Regions from separate parts of the Homo sapiens genome. Here region 2 is linked to region 1. Evidence: read pairs that join two places in POLR2A ChIA-PET (ENCODE). Cell type or tissue: PC-9. All regions are shown on one strand.

Region 1 (8,000 bases):
TGGGCCTAGGGTGCCTGCCTGCCCCTTGCTGGGGGGACATCTGAGCCCTCTGGGCCTGGCGCCAGGGCCTGAGTCGCTGACAGGGGCGGAGAAGTCTAGGGGGCCTGTCCTGCTGTCAGCGCCCATGATGGATGAGGGGCCAGAGCTAGACTCCTGCCACAGGGGGAGGTGGGGGTGACCCCCCAGGGTCTGCAGGCAGAGCCTCTGCCTCTCACAGCTGGGGGGCCTGGGCGAGGGTCCCCACCCAGCCAGGGGTGTTTAAAGGCCCAAAGGGCGTGGGCCCTCCCACTCTGCCTAGAGTCATGGGCGCCTGGGCCTTCCCCGCAGCCCTTTTCCTTCTCTGCCTGACTTCCGAGAGCCTGCAAGGTGGTGAGGGCAGCTTGGGGCTGGGGGTTGGAGAATGGGCATCTGTGACTGGGGCTGGGGGTCCAAGTGGGGCCCTGGCCAGATGCTGGGGTTCTGGAGACAAGGAGGGCTGGGGTGTGGAAAGCCTGGTCTGGGCAGAGAATTCAGACAGTGAGGGTTTTTGGGGGCTGGAGGATAGATGCCTGGGCGCTGCCCCATCTCAGCCTCTGGGGTCCCCAGCCTTGAGTCAGCACTGTCTTGCTTCCGCAGGGCTGCCCCTTCTGCCTCCTGGCCTGGGGAAAGGTAGGTGGGCCCTCTGGCACTGGGGTCAGGAAGAGTCTCCCATCTCTCCTGCCCTGGGGGTGTGGGAGCTCTCTGGGACTCCCGATGCGGGGCCCAGGAGAGCTCAGGGCCCTTGCTGTCTTCCGGGCAGGGAGTCTCATCAAGTGTCCACTCAAGGGTGGGGAGCACAGACACCCTGCACTCTCAGAAGAGTCTCCCGGGGCAGAACATGCAGCCCTGAGGACGGGCCTGGGCAGGCTGAGAAGGGTGGGCAGGTGTGACAGGAGGGGCGGACCCACCGGCAGGCCAAAGGGGGCCGGAGGGGGAGAGGAGGGAGGGGACAAGGAGAACTGAGCCTGCTGAGGGGCAGGAGGTGGAGTGTCATGGAAGAGTCTTTACTTCAGGGACCTGGGGGGTCCTAAGGGTAGAAGGAGGGGCTGCCCCTGAGCCCTGATGCATCTGAGCTTCAGGAGAGAAAGATGGGGGGCAGAGGTGGTGAGAAGAAGAGGAGGAGATTTCCATGAAGGGAGAGGAGCCCAGTACTGAGAATGGATGGGAGAGGAGAGGAAGAGGGTGGAGTGGGCTCTGCCCCACAGTCCCCCAGAGCCCTGGCTCAGACACCTTCCTCCAGGCCCAGGGGCCCTCTAGCCTCCACTGCCCTAGCCCCAGACTGCTCACCTCCTCTGCCCTCTACCCTCCTGTGACAGCAGGGAAACTGAGACCTGGAAAGGGAGGTGGCATCCAGATTTGGGCCCCTTTGTCCCCTTGTAAGTTCCCCTGCTTCCCCCTGAACCCCACAGGCTTAGGGAGCCCAAATGGCTACAGATCTGGTAAAGCTGGTGGCGGGGTGCTTGGGGAGGGTGGCACACCGGCTCCCAGCTGCTCCAGCACCCCGGGCTCAACATCTCACTTCTCCCACAGTCTATGGCCCCCACAGTGGCCTGGGAGCAGGTGAGGCCTGGCATAGGGAAGGGAGGCGTCTGAGGGCAGGGCACGGGGCAGGGGGGAGGCAGGACAGGAACAGGGAAAGCTGGGCGGGGGGCAGGTAAAGGGGGAAGCAGTCGTCTCAGAAATACATGGGGACAGAGCATAGCCCCAGAGTGTCCCCCAGGCACCCTGGCTGGGGAGAGGGGAAGGCAGGCAGGAAGAAATGGAGCGGGGAGGGAAGAAAGGAAAGAGAGCAGAAAGGAAGGAGAGAGGGAAGGAGGGAGGGAAGGAGGCTGATAGCACCCACCTGTGCCCCACAGCCCTCCCCCATCATGGGAAGGGACTGAGTTCCCACAGGCCCACTGCTTGGATAGGCTGTGGGCCAGGTGTGGGGCTCTGGGGAGATCCTGGGGGAGGGGTGTCCCTCACCTCCCTGTCTCTCCAGGCTATGATGGGGGCGTGAAGCCACAGAAGCCAGGTGAGCCCTGCCCCGGCCCCAGCTCTTTGTCTCCCCCTCTTTCTCTCACACTCCTCACCTCACCTCATCTGTCTCTCCAGGATTCGTGGTCAGGCATGGGCTGGGAACCCAGCCAGGTGAGAGCCGTGGGGTCCCCTCCTTCCCTCCCTCCCAGGCCTCAGACGGAAGAGGCAGGATTGGAGAGATTGTTGGGGGGAGGCGCAGAGAGCCTCTCAGGTTTGCTGGTGTCTGGCTTAGTCCAAGGGGGGGTTCAAGGGTCTTGTACCCCCACCTCAGCTGGGACCCCAAACCTCCTCAGCTCACCTCTCTCTCTCCCACGAGCCCTTCCACTAAGAATGGCTATGGAGCAGGTAGAGATGGGAGTGGGGGAGCTGGAAGCCAGGATTCTAGGGGTATCCCTGGGATGGGGATTCCTGAGCCCCTCATCTGATCCCCCTCTCTTTCCCAGACACTGAAGGGGGCATGAAACCCCAAAACCTAGGTGAGGCTCGCCCAGCCCCTGCCTGCCTCCCTCCTCCTGACTCCCTCCTGCCTTCTCGCCCCAGGGTTCAGGACCTTCGCAGGTGCTGCAGCCCAGCCAGGTGAGGCTGGGGGAAGCGGGTAAGGAATGGGAGGGGCTTGGGGGTGCCTAATCTTTGCCTGATACTGTGGGGGAGGGAATGCAGCCAGATCGGTGTTTCCAGGGTCTTCTCCAGGCTCCCAGGCCTCAGAGAGGGCAGAACAGGTGGGTGTCTCACGGGAAGTGGGCAGGAGGGGACGGTGAGGAGTTCTGATGTCTGGCTTGGTAAGGGGACAGGGGCACCTGGGCCTCACCCCTGCCTCAGCTCGGTGTGGCTGTGGAGCAGGGAGCCCAGGGCGGGGAGGTGGGGCCCCTTCATCTGCCCATCTCTCTTCCCAGGCTTTGGAGGGGCTGAGAAGCCCCAGAAGCCAGAGGCGAGGCCGCCCCACACCTGTCCCAGTGTCCACTTCCCACCCTCTGTCTCTGTCTCTGCTTGACGCCCCATTCCCCCTCCTCATGTCCCTCTGGCTCTGTCTCCCCAGGATATGGAAACGGGCTGGGAGCAGCGGCCTTCCCAGTGGCCGGAGCCCAGTCAGGTGAGGAAACGTCGGGTGTGGCAGGACCTGGGCTTCCAGGAGGGAGGGGGAAGGGGCAGAGCAGAGTCAGGGCACCAGGAGCTGGGAGAGCTGGGCTCTGGAGGGAGGGCAGGGCTCAGCCACTCTGTCCCTTCCCAGGCCTGGGAGTGGGCGTGAAACCTCCGAAGCCAGGTGAGGCAGAGCCCTGCCCCGCCTTGCCCACTTATATCCAGGCGCCTCTGGGTCCCTCAAGCCTGCCCACCCCACCGCTCATGGCCCTCACCAATGTCTCCCCAGGATTGGGGAGCAGAAGTGGTTTGGGCGCTGGCACTCTTCCAGGGGCAGGAACCCCACCAGGTGAGGGTGGCTGGGCAGGGGCCGCAGGGAGGGGCGGGCAGGAGGGTTTAGGGTCCCAACCCTCATTCTTAGGGGAGGAGCTCTTAGGGTCAATGTCAGCCTCTTTCTAGCTCTCCCCAGGCCTGGGGAAGAGGGAACCTCAGAAGCGGATGAAGGGAGGACCCCGCCCGTGTGCCACCTCCATGCCACACTCACCATGTCCTGTCCCTCTCTGTCCCCCTCTCGGTCTGTGTTACCCTCCCCAGGCACTCGTCCCTCTGTGGCCTGCCAATGCCATTCCTGTGGGTGGGGACTCCTGTGGAGGCCTCTGAGCTGCTTCCTGGGCATGCGCCCTTAGTGAACTGTCAGGGTGTGGAGCACAGTGGCCCTGGGTGGTGTTTGGACCACGGACCCGCACTCCACATGGCCTAGGTCCAGCCTCTGCCTCCCTCACCCCACAGGCCCAAAACCAGGTCAGGGAGGGTAGGGTGTTGCGGAGGGCCTGGGCTTGGGTCTGGGGGCTCCAGGGAGCTGCAGCCTCCTTTACCTGGTCTCTCTCTCTATTCCTGGCATGGGGCGGGGGGTGAAACCTCTGAAGACAGGTGTGCCTGCCCTTTCCTGTGTCCCTGTCCTCCACTCCCCACATACACACATCCGGCCCTGCCTCTGCTTCCTCCTTCTACTCGGTCTCCCAAGATCTGGTGATGGGAATGGGATGGGAGCTGGGGCCTTCCTAGGAGCTGGAGCCCAGCCAGGTGAGGGCAGCTGGACCACACTGGGATTCTAGAAGACACAGGGAAGAACCAGGGGATATCAGAGGTCCAGAAGGCAGAAAGTTTATTTCTGGGGGAGGACAGGGGATGGGTGGGGTCCGTGAGCCCCTGCTCTCCTCTCCCCTATCTTGACTGTTTCCCCTGCATCTATGGCCTTGTCCCACCCTCAAGCCCTCCCCAGATCCACCCCTCACACACTGCTTCTCCTCCCAGGATACAACAATGGAAACGGACCGGGAACCCAGCCAGGTCGGGGCCGAAGGGGCTGGGGTGGCTGGGGGAGAGGTCAGGGGCCCAGGGCCACACTCTGGGTCCCAACAGATGGGCTCTTGGGGGTTCATTCATTCACCCAATCTCCCCTGAGCACCCGTCCCAAGCCAGGCCTCGGCTGGCCATGGAGGACACCCAAGCTGGTCAAGGGTGGCCACGGTCTGGACTCCCGGGCCAAGAACCAAATCCAACTTTGACTGCAGTCAGGCCTGGGAGGGAGTTCACACAAGACAGAAAGGCAGAGGGCAGGGGTCACGCGAGACAGAAAGGGAGAGGGCAGGGCTCCAGGCCCCAGCTCATCCCCACTGCACCACCTTCCACACTCCTGTGTCTGCCCTCAAACAGGTCCTGCCGCTCAAAATGGCTTTGGACCAGGTAAAGAGGGTGGGGACGGAAGCGGGGAGCCTGGGGCTGAGATTCTGGGCACAGGCCCAGAGGAAAGGATCCCTCACCCTCTCATCTTCCCCCCAGGCTTTGGAGGGGGTGGAAAACCCCAGAAGCCAGGTGAGCCACTCCCTGTCCCTGTCTCCCTGCCCATTTCCTATGCATCTGCCGCTGCTTCCCTAGAGTCCCTGATCTCCCCATTCTCTTTGGCTCTGTCCCCTGGGATTTGGGAATAGGAATGGGTGGGGAGTCGGGGCCTTCCTGGGAGCTGGAACCCAGGCAGGTAAGGCCCTGGAGTTCTGGGAGCATGGAGGTCTTAGGGGTTGGGGGTTACTGATGTAGGGGCCTGGCCCTGGTCCTGAGCAGAGAGGAAGGGATGGGTGGACTCACAGGAAGTCCTTCCCCTTCTCTTCCCAGGCCTGGGAGGGGGACTAAAGGCTCAGAGAGCAGGCGAGCCCCAATCTCTAGCCTCCCAACTTGGTCTCACACAACAAACCTCATTCGACAAACCAATCCAGGCCTGGAGCAGTGGCTAACACCTGTAATCCCAACAGTTCGGGAGGCAGAGTTAGGTGGATCAATTGAGCCCAGGAGTTCAAGACCAGCCTGGGCAACATTCCCAAGCTGGTCTTGAAATCTTGGGCTCAAGCAATCCATCTACAAAAAAAAAAAACCTAGCCAGTTGTGGTGGCACGTGCCTGTAGTCCCAGCTACTCTGGAGGCTGAGAGGTGAGGATCACTTGAGCCCAGGAAGTCGAGGTAGTAGTGAGTGGAGATCTTGCCACTGTACTCCAGCCTGGGTGACAGAGAGAGATCCTGTTTAAAAAACAGACAGGCCGGGCTCAGTGGCTCACGCCTGTAATCCCAGCACTTTGGGAGGCTGAGGCGGGTGGATCACAAGGTCAGGAGATCAAGACCATCCCGGCTAACACAGTGAAACGCCGTCTCTACTGAAAATACAAAAAAATCAGTCGGGCGTGGTAGTGGGCACCTGTAATCCCAGCTACTCGGGAGGCTGAGGCAGGAGACTGGCGTGAACCCAGGAGGCGGAGCTTGCAGTGAGCCGATCGTGCCACTGCACTCCAGCCTGGGTGACAAAGCAAGACTCCGTCTCAAAAACAAACAAACAAACAAACAACAACCAAAGTAATCCGTGGACCATGCCTGTTCTGAGCCAACCAGGTGCTGGGGACAGGCCCTCCCCAACCAGGGCCACGCTGGGGCATACAGTATGGGCTGAGGCTGCCCCAGAGCTGGGCTCTGGGAGTTCTTAGGAGGCAGTGGAGGCCAGGGAGGAGAGAGTGGCCCAACCCTCTGAGAAACTGAACCAAAAGGAGAGTTTTGAACAAAGAAGGTACAGGCTCCAGCAAGATCTCAGACCTGGCCAGGCGCAGTGGCTCACGCCTGTAATCCCAGCACTTTGGGAGGCCTAGGCGGGCGGATCACTTGAGGTCAGGAGTTCAAAACCAGCCTGGCCAACATGGTGAAACTCCGTCTCTACTAAAAATGCTAAAAATTAGCCAGGCGTGGTGGCGGGCACCTGTAATCCCAGCTCCTCAGGAGACTGAGGCAGGAGAATTGCTTGAACCCGGGAGGCGGAGGTTGCAGTGAACCAAGATCACGCCATTGCTCTCCAGCCTGGGCAACAAGAGCGAGACTCCATCTCAAGAAAATAAAAAAAAGAGCTCAGACCCAAGATGTGGCAGGAGCTGGAGCTTGACAGTTGGAGGCTGCTGAGGAAAGGAACCTGCCTTTCTGGCTCGTTGAAGTTGGGGGTGGGGACACCCCTGCCCGAGGTGGCTGGAGATGGCATCCAGGGCTCCGGAGGGCCTTAACCCTTTCTCTCCTCCACAGGCCCCACCACTCAAAATGGCTATAGACCAGGTAGGGGCGGGGCTGGGGTTTGGGGAGGCCCAGAGCTGGGGCCCCAGGTTCCTCACCTGCTCCCTGTCTCTCCACCAGGCTATGTGGGGGCCGTCAAACCCCAGAAGCCAGGTGAGCCCTGCCCCGGCCTGTCCCTCTGCCTCCCCAAAACCTGAGCTCCCTCCCCTCATTCATACCCCGCCTTGATCTATTCCCCCAGGATTCCAGTACAGAATTGGGCTGGGAGCCCAGCCAGGTGAAGGGGGTACAGTCTGGGGTTCCAGGGTCTGCATCTGGGCGGCCTCTTCCTCCCAGGGGCGGGATTGGTGAATGATGGAGAGGGGTGACGGGGCGTCTCCAAGATCCTTGGCTTCTGGCTTGGCCCTGAAGGGGAACCATAGGCGCTGTGTCCCCAGCTTAGCTCAGCCCTCCCACCCCGACAAGCCCCCCACCTCAGAATGGCCCTGGAGCAGGTCCTGAGGGGGATGGGAGGAGCTGGGGTCCAGATGCTGGGGTTCTGGGGTGGATCTGAGTTGGGGGCTCCTAGGTACCTCATCTGCTCCCCATTTTCCCAAAGGCTTTAGAGGGGACATGAAGGCACAGGAGCCAGGTAAGCCTGGCTCTCCCGGGCTTCTGTCTCCCCAGTGTTCAGAGCCCCCTTCCCCCTCTCACCCCCACCTCCATCTGTCCCCCAGGATTAGGGAATGGGAATGGGCTGAGTGCTCAGCCAGGTGAGACAGATGGGGTCTGGGGTTCTACCCCTGGGGCGTCCTCTCCCTGCCTCCCTTCCCAGTCTCATGGGGGGCTGAGCTGGTGAATAACTGAAGGGCTGCTGGGAGGAAGCCTCCAGGATTCCCTTACCTCCACCTCAACCAAACCCCAAATCCCCACCCCACCCTCCTCTCCCCATAGTCTTGACAGCCCAGAACCGATTTGGATTTGGAGCAGGTAGGAGCAGGGGTGGGGAGGGGCTGGGGGAGAATGTGGGTGGGGCCCCTGAGTCACTCACCAGCCCCCCTATATCTCCTCCAGGCCTTGGAGGGAATGTGAAGCCTCTGAAGCCAGGTGAGCCCCGCCCGCCCTGGTCTGCCTCTCTATGCACGAACCCCTGAAGCCATAAGCACTCTACTCATGCTCCCTCCCTCTCCAGGATATGGGAAAAGGCTGAGAGCAGGGGCCTTCCCTGGGGCTGGAACCCAGCCAGGTGAGGACACCTGGGGTAGGAGCCCAGGCTTTTTTTTTTTGAGATGGAGTCTTGCTCTGTCGCC
Region 2 (8,000 bases), 130 kb before region 1:
CCTCGTTGCCTCCTCAAAGGACTATTCCCCCCCAACACCATTCCTCTCAGCAGCGGTTCTCAAAGGCTAACAGATTAGCTCTACCAGTCTCTCCCAAGATGCCTTCAGAAAATTGAAATTCCAGGTCTCCACCTCTGGCCCTGCTGAATTAGAACATGAATGTGAAACCTAAGACCCTACCTCTTTAATAAATTTTCTTATATCCACAGATGGTTAGAGCCCTTCCTGTCTCAGATACTGCATTACTTCATCCAGCACTGGGACTGCTATAGAAGAAGTGTTCAATAAATGTCCACTCGATGTTGAAAATTACCAGGACCTGAGGGATCCCCACGCCTTGCCTGGAGCTGGTCTACAGACTGTGGTCTGCAGATTGTGGACTGAAAGTCCGCGATTCTAGCTCTTGAAGAAGCCCCTACAGAGATCATGGAGAGGTTGCAACCTCAGAGTTACTGGGATCCCCACACACCTGAGCTAGTGTCATTTCTCTTAATTATTCTGGAATCTGGTTAAATTTTCATCTGTCTTACACTTTGTTATTACTTAGTCTCTAGCTCTCTCTTTCAAACTCTTTCTTCCAGGTCTTCATTGTATCCTCATTTCTGCCTGTATGTTTCTTTTCCTTGGCCCAGTCTCTATCATCCATCTGCCTGTCGATCTGTCATCTACCTTTCTCTTGCTGCTTCCCTGCTTCTTGCTTTATGTAATCTAGTTTGAGTTTTGAGATGATGTTTTCCAAACCTCCAGTGGTGGTTTGAAAATTATATTTTACAATTAAGGTGGCTGCATTTTCTCCCGAGAATTTTGCCCGCAATTGTGGCATGCTACCACCAGGGGGTGCCTGTTCCCACTCTGGAATCAGGCCTCTTTATATTCACCCTGTATTCAGCTTAGTCCCACACACACCCCCTTTCAGCCATTCCTGTATTGATGAATTGAATAGCTTCACGGGTCTGGCTGTTGCCTCAAAACATAGCCAGATACTTTTGAAGTAGAAATGAGGCCAGGCACAGTGGCTCACACCTGTAATCCCGGCACTTTGGGAGGCTGAGGCTGGTGGATTGCTTGAGCCCAACAGTTCAAGACCAGCCCAGCCAACACAGAAAAACCCTGTCTCTACAAAAAATACAAAAATTAGCCAGGTGTGGTAGCACACACCTGTAGTTCCAGCTACCTGGGAGGCTGAGGTGGGAGGATCACTTGAGCCTGGGAGGCAAAGGCTGCAGTGAGTTAGGATCACACCACTGCACTCCAGCCTGGGTGACAGAGTAACACCCTGTCTCAAAAAAAAAAAAAAAAAAAAGAAGAAGAAGAAAGAAAAGAAAAGAGAAATGGCCTGAAATTGCCCACCAAGGTTTCTTCTGGATTGCAGCCCATCTTTCCTTCCACCTCTGTCATGCTGTGCCTCTGGCCTCCACCCTTTGTTGCTCATGGTGTCTGTGTCCCTGAGTGTCTGCCATCCTCTGTCCCCATCTGCCCCCAACCACCTTGGAGAGGAAGAAGCCGCACCTCCATCTTGGATGCTCCCCCAGCCTGAGATCCAGCAGTGGGTGTTTGGAGGGAGGTGGATAGAGGCATCAGGTAGGCAGATGGGCAGGACCCGCTCTGAGAACTGTATGGAGCGCTCGAGACGCACCAGGGCAATGTCTGCACAGGCACCTTCCTTCCAGGAATACACAGGGTGGGGCTCCACCCAGGCAACACCCACCTTCTGGGACCGAGAGCCAGGGTTCCCCAGCTGCCAGGCCCCCAGCAGCACAGAGAACAGGTATGGTTTGTTCAGGTTGCTGGAAGGAAAGGGAAGGGGAGGATCAGCCAGGCCTGGTCTGGGAGGAGGTACCTGGGGGAACAGCATGGGTGTGAAGGCCCCTGAAGGCAGGAGAGGCTTCTAGGTAGAATCGAGGGGCACCAAGATTGAACAGAGGCCCGGAAGCAGAGCCTGTAAAGGGAGCCCAGGGCCTGGGGCACAAAGCCCAGGGCCTTAGAAGATCAAGTGCCCCAGGCCGGCTGTACATACTCCTTGAAACAGTGGGCAGCAGTGATCACCCAGCGGCTGGTGAGCAGAGAACCTGCGCAGTGGTGGGTCCCATTCTTCTGGATGCTCACGATCCAGGGCCACTCGCTGTCAGTGCTGTCCTCGCCGCCCACAACCCGGTTCAGCTGCTGGGGCTTCCCACAGGCTGGGGGAACTGGAGGGTACGGTCAAGTTTTGTTATCTCCAACTTCCTACAACCCACCCCCGGAATCCCAATCCCTAGGCCTGCACCCCAAGCTTTGCCCACAGCCCAAGCTCCGTTCATGTCCCCAAGCTCTACCCACATCCCAAGTTTCACTTGCACTCCAAGCTCCACCCACACCCCAAGCTCCACCCACATCCTAAGCTCCACCCATACCCCAAGCTCCGCCCACCTCCCCGTCCCATCCCTCCCTCCATCCTCACTCTCTGCTGGTCCTCACCTGGCCCTGGCCTTTCCACTCACTCCTTGTCAGCTGCACCTGGTCTCTCCCTCCCCCTCTTTCCTTACCCTGCTTTCCACTCTGTTCACCTTCCTGGCTCTCTCTCTCCTCTGGCCCTGGCATCTCTCAAGCCTTTCTCCTTGCATCCGTGTCTCCTTCCTGCCTCCCTTCCCCTCTAGCTCTTTCCCCCTCTCACCCCAGCCCCTTTCTGACCTGTGCCCAGGGGACGGACACATAGACACTGCCTGCGCGTGGGCCTCCTCCCTTCTCCCTCCCGTCAGAGCTGCCAGCTCCACTCACCAGGTATCCTGGCCGCATTGAGGATGGCTGAGGGCAAGAGAAGGAAACGGTTAGGCCGGTGAGGGGCCCCAGGACACAGTGGTGAGGGGCCCTCAACGCCCAGTGAGGAAGGCCCCCAACACCCAGTAAGAAGGGATCCCAGTGCCCAGTGAGGTGGAGGTCCCAGCACCCAGTGAGGAGGGTCCCTCAGCGCCCAGTGAGGAGGGGTCCCAGCACCCCCTGAGGAGGGTCCCTCAGCGCCCAGTGAGGAGGGGTCCCAGTACCCAGTGAGGAGGGTCCCTCAGCGCCCAGCGAGAAGCCCCCAGCACCCAGTGAGAAGGGGTCCAGTGCCCAGTGGGAAGGGGTCCCAGCACCCAGTGAGGAGGGGTCCCCAGCGCCCAGTGAGGAGGGCTCCCCAGCGCCTAGTGAGGAGGGTTCCCCAGCGCCCAGTGAGGAGGGGTCCCCAGCGCCCAGTGAGGAGGGCTCCCCAGCGCCCAGTGAGGAGGGGTCCCCAGCGCCCAGTGACGAGGGGGTCCCAGCGCTCAGTGAGGAGGGGGTCCCAGCGCCCAGTGAGGAGGGGTCCCAGCGCCCAGTGAGCAGGCGTCCCAGCGCCCAGTGAGGAGGGGGTCCCCTTGAGTACCTGGTGGTGAGGAACCTCTAGCCCTCCAGTGCCCAGGGAGACTCTCAAGTCTCTCAACCCCAGGGCCCCTACCGGCGGGGCATTTCCTGGGGCCTGGCCAGGCCCTGGCTGCACAGCTGTGACCCTGCCCTCCCGCAGCTTCCCGTCCAGCCTGCCTTCCGGGGACCAGGACCGGCTCCTCGAGGGAGGCACAGACCTGAGCCCCTCGGCTCTGGACGCTGCTGCCGCTGGTGTGCCCTCCCCTGACCTCCTGCGGCAGGAACAACACAAAACGGTGCTTCCCCAGAGGCAAGCAGCGGAGGACGAGGAGATGGGAGAACACGGAGGCGAGAGGGAGCAGGCGATGGCGACGCCGACGGTAACTGGAGACCGAGGCGCGCTGCGTACTTGCTGCGTTTTCTGTTTCATCCTCACAGCCGTAGAAGAAACCGAGGCACAGAGCAGTTAAGGAGCAAGAGATAAACAGAGCAGAAGCGGAAAGGAGATGAGAGAGGCAAGGCCAGGAGGGAGAGAGGGAGGGAGGGAAGGAGGGAAGGAGGGTGGAGGTGAGAGGGAGGAGGGAGGAGCAGCCTCCGGACGTACCTGTCGACGCCAGCAGCAGCAGGGAGGTGAAGGTGCCGAGACAGCCCCCACCCAGGGCTGGGGGCGCTCCAGAAACCACCATGGCTGGTGGGGCGGGGGAGCAGGCAGCAGGCTCGAGAGACCCAGGGCGATGCGGGTCAGGGTGTGTAGGTTCCCTGCAGGTCGCCCCAGGTTTTATCCTGGGAGGCGGAATGCCGTCAGACCAGTCCCCAGGTGGCTCCCGCGGCCACCCCGGCTGTGGGTCCTGGGCAGAGGGCGGGGCTGCGGGGAGGAAGCCAGCCGCTACAGGGCTCTGGGGGGGCTCTAGCTGAGACCCCAGGATGTGGCCTCTGGAAGGGCAGGGGAGGGGGCTTGGGCCCAGAGGTCCCTGACATTAATTGTCCAGGGGCAGAGAAAGGTGCCAGGGCACTGAAAGGAAGGGGTTCCGGGCTGGGGAGGGCCTGGGTTTGGAGAGGCTGAAGTCTGGGGTACTGGGTGTTGGGGGTGGTCCTAGGGCCTTAGGGATCAAGGGGGTGCCCAAAGCTCAGTAACGGCTCCCACCTGCAGGGCCCCAGGCCCCTGTGACTCAGCCCAGAGACCTGGCGCAACCCGGGCTTGGGAATCCCGTTAACCCACTTCCCGAAAGCTGTGAATCAGGTGAGTGGCGACCTTGGTGGCCTCCTGGTGGCCGCCCTCCTGTCGTTCCTGGAGGCGGGGCTCTGCCCTGCGGTTCAGACACCTGACAACTCACCTCACCTGGACTCCTGGGAAGGGGAGGAGCCCATGGGCACCAGGGCTCGGCCAAGCAGGGGGGTTGAGAGAAGAGGGGCCCCGGGAAGGGCTGGGACTCCCAGGATTCAAAGAGCTGCTGGGCTGGGCTGTGGGGGGCCGGGTCCTGGGCTGGGAGTGGATTCTCGGTGCTTCCCCCCAGCGGCTGCCACAGTGGCAACCCGGGGCTGAATCCTGTGAGACCTTCCCTGACTCAGTGCCCTGCAGCGCCCCACACTTGGGACACTCCCACCCAAGCAGGGCAGGCTTCCTCCTCTACAAAGAGGCAGGAGCCTGCGCCCCTTCACTCATTCGATCAACAAGCCTCCAGCAGGGCCCTTGCTACCGCCGGGGGTGAATTAAAAACAACCATAGTGTCTGGGTGGGGTGGCTTATTCCTGTAATCCCAGCACTTTGGGAGGCCAAGACGGACAGATCATGAGGTCAGGAGTTCAATACCAGTCTGGCCAACATAGTAAAACCCCGTCTCTACTAAAAATACAAAAAAAAAAAAATTAGCCAGGCATGGTGGCAGGCGCCCTTAGTCCCATCTACTTGGGAGGCTGAGGCAGGAGAATCGCTTGAACCTGGGAGGCGGAGGTTGCAGTGAGCTGAGATCACGCCACTGCACTCCAGCCTGGGCGACAGAGCGAGACTCTGTTTCAAAAAAAAAAAAAAAAAACCATAGTAGTGAATATGTATGTAATAAATATATTTATACAAATATAAATATAGTATTTATATAATAGAGCAAACATTTAGGAGTGCCATGCATTGCCTCCTAATCCTCAAATGTCTTTATTATTCCCACTCTGCAGATAAGGAAACTGAGGCAGCTTAGGGCGGTTAAGTGACTTGCCCGAGATTGCTGGGTGAGTGGTGGAGCCGGACCTGCACCCCAACACTGGGGGTGGCTGCTGGGACTGCCCTCATGGAGGCTTCGGGAGCCTGGAGGAGGTGCCTCACCCTGCCTGGGGTGAGCCCTAACTTGCTCCCTGCAGAGTCAGGGTGGCGTGGGTCAGGGGCTTAGCAGACCACCATGGCTGCTTCAGGGACTCCATGGCTCTGAGCAGGACGGGTTTTGCCCTGGGGGTGGACTCTGTGCTGCCCACCTCCTCAGTCTGTTAAGGGTTAGGGTGGCAGCAGGACGACTGGCACTTTCTCGTGGCAGAGAGGCCATGCCCTGCTCCACCGAGAGACAAGTCAAACAGCAGGGCCCTGGGGAGCCCCAGAGGATGCATTATTCTCTGTCCCAGGACTCAGAGGGGGTTTGGGGGAACTGCAGGAAAAGGCCACGCAGAGTGGCCAAGGAGGGGCAGTGTCTCTGAGCAGCAGCAGCACTGCAGCAGAAATTTCTGCTGGGCTCCCCCAACCCTACTCACTGTCCCCCGCTCAGCTCTGCACCCAGGGCGTCCAGGGCCCTCCTGCGCCCCACCCCACTGCCTTCTGGAATAAGGTGGGTGGCCTCTCCAGCTCACCCAGCAAACATATATTGAGTACCTGCTGTATGTCAGGCCCTGGTGGGCACCAGGACACATGTGATGAATAAGACGCAGGTCCTGTGCTCAGGAAGCACATGACCTCCTAGGGGTGGGAGGCAGATGACGGATGACAGGGAGGTGTCCGGGAGGTGGGCACAGAACCATGGGACCAGGCGGTGGCTTGGACCCTAGAGGGCCACTGTGAAGCTGGGTGCTGGGGAAACAGTGTGGGCAGGGGGGCTCCCTGTGGACCCCCAGGATCATATTCAGTGCCTGCTGCACCCTGGGGCTCAGCGAGTGTTTGTTGAATGTATAAATGAGTGTGGAAGAAGCAAGTCTGCAAGTGGCTGGGGACCGACCACTCCAGCCTCCCTCTCTGCCTCCCGCCCAGGTTTCCTCTCCATTCCAGCTTTTCTGCCTTTCTGAAGAGCCAGCTCACTGCCCTGGATACCCAAGGGTAGCCATGGGCCCTGCCCAAGATGCCGCTATCCCTGAGACAGGGTGGCCAGGAAGAGAGCCCCGAGGAGAAGGACCTGGTAGGAGCAGGGGGAAGCCCTGAGGAGCTGGGTGAAGATTTCCTGGCACAAGTCCTGGGGAAGGGCCCCAGACAGCAGTTCCTCAATTCCCAGGGTATAGAGGGTGGAGTCTCTGAAAGGCCACGGGGTGGAGACCCTGGCATGATTCAACATTCACTCAACAAAATATTTATTGAGCGCCTGCCAATGCTAGACCCACATGCTGGCCAGCATCCCTGCCTGTGCAAGCTCTGGATGAGCTGTGTGCCCCTGCCACCCACACCCCCACTCCCTGCCAGCCTGGCCTCAGGGCCTCTGATCCATGTGCACTGGAGTGGTGATGACTGACAGGGCCACTGGGGCATTTCCATGTTAACAGCAGCTGCCACTGGCAAAAGAAGTGACTCGCCAATGGTGGCATCTCAGATGTGGGCCCAGGAGTCTGGGGAGCTACTTTGAACAGGGCTATCCATTCATTGTCCCACCAAAGGCTATGGAGCCCACCCACCATGTGCTGGAGTAGTCAAGGGAAATAAGACACTCTCCTTGTCCTTGTTAACTCAATCAACAAGCATTTGCAGAGCACCGCCTGTATGCCGGCGCTGTCCGAAGTGCTGAAGATACAGCAATGAGCAAACCAAAAGCCATGGACATCGGATGAAACAGAGAATTGTAAACAATAAGTACATCATTTAGCTCTATGGAAAACAGGATAGAGATTTCTCAAAGAACTAAAACTAGAACTACCATTCAACCAGCAATCCCACCACTGGGCATCCACCCAAAGGAAAAGAAGTCATTTAATCAAAGAGACACCTGCACTCGTGTGTTCATCGCAGCAACACTGTTCACAACAGCAAAGCCATGAAATCAACCTAAGTGTCCATCAACAGATGATGGATAAAGAAAATGTGGTGAATATATACACAGTGGGATACTACGAAGCCATAAAAAAGAACACAAAACCATGTCTTTTGCAGCAATGTGGATGGAACTGGAGGCCATTATCTTAAGCGGAACAAGTCAAACACAGAAAGACAAAGATTGCATGTTCTTATTTATTTATTTACTGAGATGGAGTCTCACTGTGTCACCAGGCTGGAGTGCAGCGGTGCAATCTTGGCTCACTGCAGCCTCCACCTCCCGAGTTCAAGCAATTCTCCTGCCTCAGCCTCCCAAGCAATTCTCCTGCCTCAGCCTCCCACATAGCTGGAACTACAGGCACGTGCCACCACACCCAGCTAATTTTTGTATTTTTAGTAGAGGCAGGGTTTCAGCATGTTTGTCAGGATGGTCTCA

The links. ChIA-PET counts read pairs that join two places held together with the same protein. Peaks named below come from ENCODE experiments on the same cell type or tissue, not always from the same donor. Only the 100,000 strongest peaks of a DNase experiment are listed, where the experiment ranks them.
Region 2: POLR2A ChIA-PET joins it to region 1 with 7 read pairs; 1 of 35 experiments calls an interaction of 5 or more read pairs at or near these places.

What each region holds. Positions count from the first base shown.
Region 1 is chr16:2,987,975-2,995,974 of GRCh38, forward strand. GREP1 (glycine rich extracellular protein 1) reads left to right here and starts at 288. Exons shown (of 29, transcript NM_001396456.1): 1 at 288-366; 2 at 616-648; 3 at 1,549-1,578; 4 at 2,000-2,032; 5 at 2,113-2,148; 6 at 2,578-2,613; 7 at 3,074-3,127; 8 at 3,404-3,463; 9 at 4,429-4,464; 10 at 4,831-4,860; 11 at 4,957-4,989; 12 at 6,724-6,753; 13 at 6,832-6,864; 14 at 6,953-6,988; 3 more. The coding sequence starts at 303. RefSeq lists enhancers at 1-431, 432-1,381, 5,746-6,247, 7,567-8,000. In PC-9, no CTCF peak of the experiment used is centred here; DNase peaks (open chromatin) are centred at 4,907 and 7,807.
Region 2 is chr16:2,854,065-2,862,064 of GRCh38, forward strand. It overlaps PRSS22 (serine protease 22), which reads right to left and starts at 4,106. Exons shown (of 6, transcript NM_022119.4): 1 at 3,959-4,106; 2 at 2,758-2,784; 3 at 2,018-2,189; 4 at 1,510-1,787. The coding sequence starts at 4,040. RefSeq lists enhancers at 3,491-4,091, 4,092-4,692, 4,693-5,292. In PC-9, CTCF peaks have their summits at 834 (motif pointing right), 1,033 and 5,119; DNase peaks (open chromatin) are centred at 2,467, 4,127 and 4,677; H3K4me3 peaks cover 3,903 bases; H3K27ac peaks cover 3,425 bases.